2 separate regions of the Homo sapiens genome follow, and region 2 is linked to region 1. A link is an interaction called in ENCODE POLR2A ChIA-PET data of the cell type or tissue named here. Cell type or tissue: OCI-LY7. All regions are shown on one strand. Links, peaks and the distances in the headings refer to the core of each region. The heading gives the core; the rest is flanking DNA.

What was found. ChIA-PET counts read pairs that join two places held together with the same protein. Peaks named below come from ENCODE experiments on the same cell type or tissue, not always from the same donor. Only the 100,000 strongest peaks of a DNase experiment are listed, where the experiment ranks them.
Region 2: POLR2A ChIA-PET joins it to region 1 with 10 read pairs; 3 of 35 experiments call an interaction of 5 or more read pairs at or near these places.

What each region holds. Positions count from the first base shown.
Region 1 is chr15:74,597,082-74,599,992 of GRCh38, reverse strand. ARID3B (AT-rich interaction domain 3B) reads right to left here. Exons shown (of 9, transcript NM_006465.4): 9 at 1,862-2,911. It overlaps CLK3-AS1 (CLK3 antisense RNA 1), which reads left to right. Exons shown (of 9, transcript XR_007064715.1): 9 at 1-1,074. Among named protein-coding and RNA genes, the nearest start is that of CLK3-AS1, 17 kb to the left of the region's middle. RefSeq lists enhancers at 1,411-1,705, 980-1,868, 2,484-2,911. In OCI-LY7, for the core only: no CTCF peak of the experiment used is centred there; a DNase peak (open chromatin) is centred at 1,572; H3K4me3 peaks cover 1,021 bases; H3K27ac peaks cover 351 bases.
Region 2 is chr15:74,659,385-74,662,295 of GRCh38, reverse strand. The region is part of intron 3 of EDC3 (enhancer of mRNA decapping 3); the gene reads left to right. Among named protein-coding and RNA genes, the nearest start is that of EDC3, 35 kb to the left of the region's middle. In OCI-LY7, for the core only: no CTCF peak of the experiment used is centred there; no DNase peak of the experiment used is centred there.

The DNA of each region.
Region 1 (2,911 bases), core at 138-2,637:
ATGAGACCACCTGGCACTTTCCCAGGGGACCCTGTGGCTAAGAGTAGAGCTAGGCAGGCACTGCCCAACACCATAGGGGGTGCTGCGGGCCTGTAGGCTTGGTTGGCCCAATTACTGCCCTAATGCCATCGGACAGTGCCCACCAGGGACTCTCTGTCTTGCCAAGGAAGGCCTTAGGCACTGGGCTTTAGACATTTCAAAGTGAGTTCTCATTCACTTGTGTCTCCGATCACACTAGAGTCCCCATTTCACAGACAAACTGCCCAGAGTTTGTCATAGGTCACACAGCAAACCAGCAACTAAGCCCCCTGGTCCCCTAATCTGCCCCAGAAAGGTAGTTTCTCAGCTGTTCTGAGCTTGACAGCATGAACATCCTCAGGAGCCACAGGCAAAGTGGGCTGAGGCTTGGCATTCCCCTCGAGGTCATCTGGCCATTCTGAACGCCCCTCCTCAGCCTGCTTCCTCCGGCTGAGCCATGTGCCCCCGGAACCCCTCTGAACTCTGTTGCCGATCCCTCCCTCCATCTGCGCCTTCAGTGAAGCAGTTTCTTAAAGGAGGGGTCCTTGGTACCGTGGAGGGACAGGACATCTCTGGGAATTCGTACCCAGCTGCGTTCGTGCTGAGTTCTTCATGACCCACTCCTTCCAGCGTCAGCTGGTGGATCCAGGGCTGGGTACTGAGCCGTACTGGACCAGTGGGCCCCCTCCCGGGATCGCTGGACTTGGAGCAGAAGAGTCCCTCCAGGGCTGAAGATTGGACACAGAAAACTTGGGAACTGTCAACTGCCCTGTTATTCACCTCGTGAAAAAAGCTGGATTTCTAATGAGAGCGAATGGAGGTGACAATTCCCAGAAACTGGAATTGGGATGGTGAGATTTTAGTTCAGCCGCCGGCGGTCTCATGCGTGGAGGTGATAAAGTTGAGCTTTGAGGTGGTCTTCAGAGGGAGAGGAATACCCTCTGCGGGCAGAGCTTCCTGGGTTCCGGGCCCTTCCGGACGTCAACACAGGTCCAAATGCCCTTGGGCTCCTCCGCACACCCTGGGTGCAAGAATAAATCCTTCTCTCTGCCGCCATTAGCCTGACTGGCTTCGGTTACTTCGCACAAAAAGCCCTTGCCGAGCAAACGTCCCCGGTGCTGCTCCAAAGGAGACCCCTGCCCTCCTGGAAGCTCCTCCCTGAGGCCGGGTATCCACTCGCCGCTCGCAGCCCTCGCTCTAGCTCCAGCTCCTGTTCCTTTTCCTGCCCACCCCGCCCAGTGAGGAGATCAGCACCCCTTGTCTGTCTCTGTGTCTGTCGGGGTTCGTGCCTCACTGTGTCCAAGCCCGGCTTCTATCCCTAGTCCCTTCCTGTTCGCGCCACTCCTGCTTGCTTTCTTCTCCCCTTCCCTCCAGCGGTGGTTCCAAACCTTCTCTTCCATAAGACCCTCCATTCCGTTTCCCAGAGACCCAGGGGTGCCCCTCGCAGGGGCAGAGGCGCAGCCTGTAGTGGATCTCCCTCCGCGCAGGGCGGGCAGTCTAAGGTCATTCCCGGTCACCCTGCCCCCTCGCTCCCATTGGCTCTGGGGAGGGCACGTGACTCAATCCTGGCCAATGGCGTGGCGGGGCCTGTGGCTTGCTGCCGGGCAGGCTTTTCTAGGAGCTTCTGGGGTAACGCCAGAGAAACCTGCTAACACACAAGGTTAGCTGAGAGTGAGCTCAGTGAGCTTTCCCTTTGAAGAAGGCGTGGGTGAAGGGGAGAAGGTTCAGGAGAAATCAAGGGGTCAGGAGTAGTTCACTCAGTCCCCTTTCACTCTGAAGGAGCTCACCTCTCCCCAGTACTGTCCAGTGGAAAGGCCACTCAAAGCAACTGAGAGAGACCTGCTTGTGTGAAGAGGTAGAGGTTTATTGAAATATAAACATTCGAGAACATGTAAGATAGAAAATAACCACAACATATAGACACTTGCTGCAGGAGGACATCTGAGGTATTTACTCACTGCCTAGGCTACCCATGTGCTATCACATTTTTCCTGGTTAGAATACATATAAGATGGAGAGCAGGAGGGGACAGAGCTGCCCTGGCTGATGGCACCTTCAGGGGAAGCTCTGCTTGGGCCAAGGCCCCACTCGTGGGGGCACCTGCTGGCACCCCTCATCGGGCTCTGGGTGACACCCTGCTGTTGTCCTTGAGGGCAGTGAGGGTTCACTCCAACGGTGTGGCCAGGCGAGCTGCCTGGGGAAAGGGAGAGGATCCAATGACCGGAAAGACACAGTGTGCTTTCCCTGCATCCTCTGGGTGGGAAGAGTCCATCCTTTGTGACCAAACCCCTGAGAAAGACATACTGGCCAAATGTCTGAGACACCTTCAAATGGGCCCAGTGCCAGCCAACTGGGCTCCTCACTGGCACCACGTCCCAGATGCCCTTCTCTGCCCACACCCTGCAGGCTGAGGCCAGAGGAGGTCAGCCCTCGGGAGATGGGGTATGTGTGTGTGTGTGTGTATGTGTGTGGGAGTGGGGGTGAGTGTGTGTGGAGGGCTGAGAGAAGACGCAGTTGAGCAGAGCTGCAGCTTACCGGGCTGAGGTATCTGTTTGTGCTCAAGCTTTTGATTCCCTTTCCTCTCCTACACAGGACTGAATGCGAGCCACGCTGCCACACACACCCACGCCACGCGCGGTGTCTCCCACTGCCACAGCCCCATGTCACAGTGGTGGTGTTCTGCTGAACATTCCAGGGCTTCCTCGACTGAGGTGAGCCGCAAGCGAATCAATTTTCTTTACAGCACAGGAGCTGCCTGCTCCCGCGCAGGGTCCAGGAGGAGCTGTGGAGTTATTCATCTCCTCATACCCTGGGGCGGCTCAACCTCTGGCAAGGCCAGCGAGGACCCCAGCCTGCCTGTGCCCTGAGCTGGGAATGCTGAGTGATGGGGAGG
Region 2 (2,911 bases), core at 235-2,734, 62 kb before region 1:
GTTAGAGCAAGAACACAGATTAACTACAGAACAAAGTAGGTAATGTAGCATAAGTGCTAGGTCAGTGGTAACGCACACTGTTGTAAGTGGTCAGATGGGAGTGATTTTTTTAGCAAGGGTAGTCAAAGATAGTGTGTTTGGGCCGAGTCTGTAATAGCAAAAATGAGAAATAACTTAAAAGTTAATCAGTAGGTATGATCCATGTGCTGTATATCAATATGGTATGATCTATGATTTATGTGGCCATAAAAAGTAAGATACAGTATTTGAAGAATTTTTTCATGAAACTCGAGGATGCTCCTAAGCGAGAAAGCAGGATACAAAACTTTATAAGATGGATGCAAATTTTTTACTAAAAGAAAATCAAAATATTATGTGAATATTTAGAATTTTCTGCATATTTGGTATGAACATCTGTTAACAAACATTATTTTTAAAAAGGAATACTCCTTTCCTATTACCTTTGAATTATTTATTTGACCATTGTGCTGTACTGAATTGTTTTTCATTTTTGCATTGTGTGTACATTTTTTCTTTTTCTTTTTCTTTTTCTTTTTTTTTTTTTGAGACAGAGTCTCGCCCTGTCGCCCAGGCTGGAGTGCAGTGGCGCGATCTTGGCTCACTGCAAGCTCCACCTCCCGGGTTCAAGCGATTCTCGTGCCTCAGCCTCCTGAGTAGCTGGGATTACAGGTGTATTCCACCACGCCCAGTGCTGGTCTCGAACTTCTGACCTCAGGTAATCTGCCCACCTCGGCCTCCCAAAGTATTGGGATTACAGGTGTGAGTCACCACCCCTGGCCGTGTGTACATTTTCTAGACATTATCCTCTGTGTTCTTTTCACTTTGCCTAGACCATGACTGTGCGCCAATAAAACTTTATTTACAGAAACAGGCAGTGGGTTGGATTTGGCCCATGAGCTATAGTTTGCAGAGTTTTGATGTAGAGTATATACTTAGGGTGAAGTTAATTCATAATAGTTAATGTGGATTCATGTTTGGAATGACCTTCTTGATACTTTATAATTTGGGAGACCATCTTCATAGATTTAATTAATTTTTGACAACCTCATTCTAGCTAAAGAAGGCCTGTAAGAGGAATAGGGAAAGTGTTCTGCCATTTTCTTGTTTACTTATGATTACATTAGTATTATCGTTATTTAACATATAGTTTCTTTACAAGTATCTTTTTAAGCCACATACTCATTTTCGTATGCTTTAGTTAAAAATTGGCATGGTTGTATAGTGTGAATGCACTTAATGCCACTGAACTGTACACTTAAAAATGGTTAAAATGGTAAATTTTATGTAATGTATATTTTACTGCAATTTTAAAAAATTGATGTATAACCACTTGCATGGATAGACTTCTTGTTATGGAATGTCACATTTTCCTCAGATATCTCAAATATGGGCAGCAATTGGCTGGCATGGAACTTCATAAGGGTCCTGGTTTTCATCAATACATTAAAATTCATAAAGTTTAATTTCTACTGTTTTTAGTTAAAATAAAAATAAATAGAATATTCCGTATCTTCTTCCTACATCCTGGTGAATCGTTCTGTCCACCCCTGGGGAAACACATACCCACTGAAGAGTGACCACTGGGCAAGAGACCTATTTCTAATAGGATGTTTTGATTTAATATTGAGGCAGTACGTTGATAATCCTTATTCTTTTGTTCTTCCCTTGTCTGTGTATATTGCTAATGGTGTTATCCTGACCTTGTATTTTCATACCCATTCTGTCTTCCTGATCCAGCTCTGCTTTTTCACCCACATATGTAAAATATATGTATATATTTTCATATATATAAATATCATTATATATGCATATATTTTCATATACACACACACACACACACATATATATATATATATATATTTTTGGAGACGGAGTCTCACTCTGTCCCCAAGGCTGGAGTGCAGTGGCGCAATCTTGATCTCAGCTCACTGCAACCTCCACCTCCTGGGTTCCAGCGATTCTCCTACCTCAGCCTCCCAAGTAGCTGGGATTACAGGTGCACACCACCATGCCTGGCTAGTTTTTGTATTTTTAGTAGAGACGGGGTTTTGCCATGTTGGTCAGGCTGGTCATATACATATATATATTGCTCAGGCCGGAGTGCAAGTGGTGTGGACTGTGGCTCACTGCAGCCATGACCTCCTGGGCTCAAGTGATCCTCCCATCTCAGCCTCCTGAGTAGTCTCATCCATATTTCTTTCTCTTTATTTTATTTTATTTTTTTTTCTTTTGAGACAGAGTCTCGCTCTGTCACCAGGCTGGAGTGCAGTGGCGTGATCTCGGCTCACTGCAATCTCTGCCTCCTGGGTTCAAGCGATTCTCCTGCTTCAGCTTTCCAAGTAGCTGGGACTACATGTGCGCGCCACCATGCCCAGCTAATTTTTGTATTTTTAGTAGAGACGGGGTTTCACCATGTTGGCCAGGATGGTCTCGATCTCCTGACCTCATGATCCGCCCACCTCAGCCTCCCAAAGTGCTGGGATTACAGGCATGAGCCACCGCTCCCAGCCCTCTTTTATTTTATTTTTTAGCCAGGATGTGTTCTCATGTGGTTTTTTATTTTTTTATAAAGACAGGGGTCCCACTATGTTGCCCAAGCTGGTCTCAAACTCCTGGGCTCAAGTGATCTGCCCACCTTGGCCTCCCAAAGTGCTGAGATTTGGGCATGAGCCACTGTACCCAGCCCATCTCATCCATATTTCTATGGCACTTTATATAAACTTCTTTCTAACTCTAATCACATCATATTTTCATTATTTGCCTATATATATATATATATATATATATTTCTATTTTTTATTTATTTATTTTTTTGAGTCGAAGTTTTGCTCTTGTTGCCCAGGCTGGAGTGGAATGGCACAATCTTGGCTCACTGTAACCTCCGTTTCCT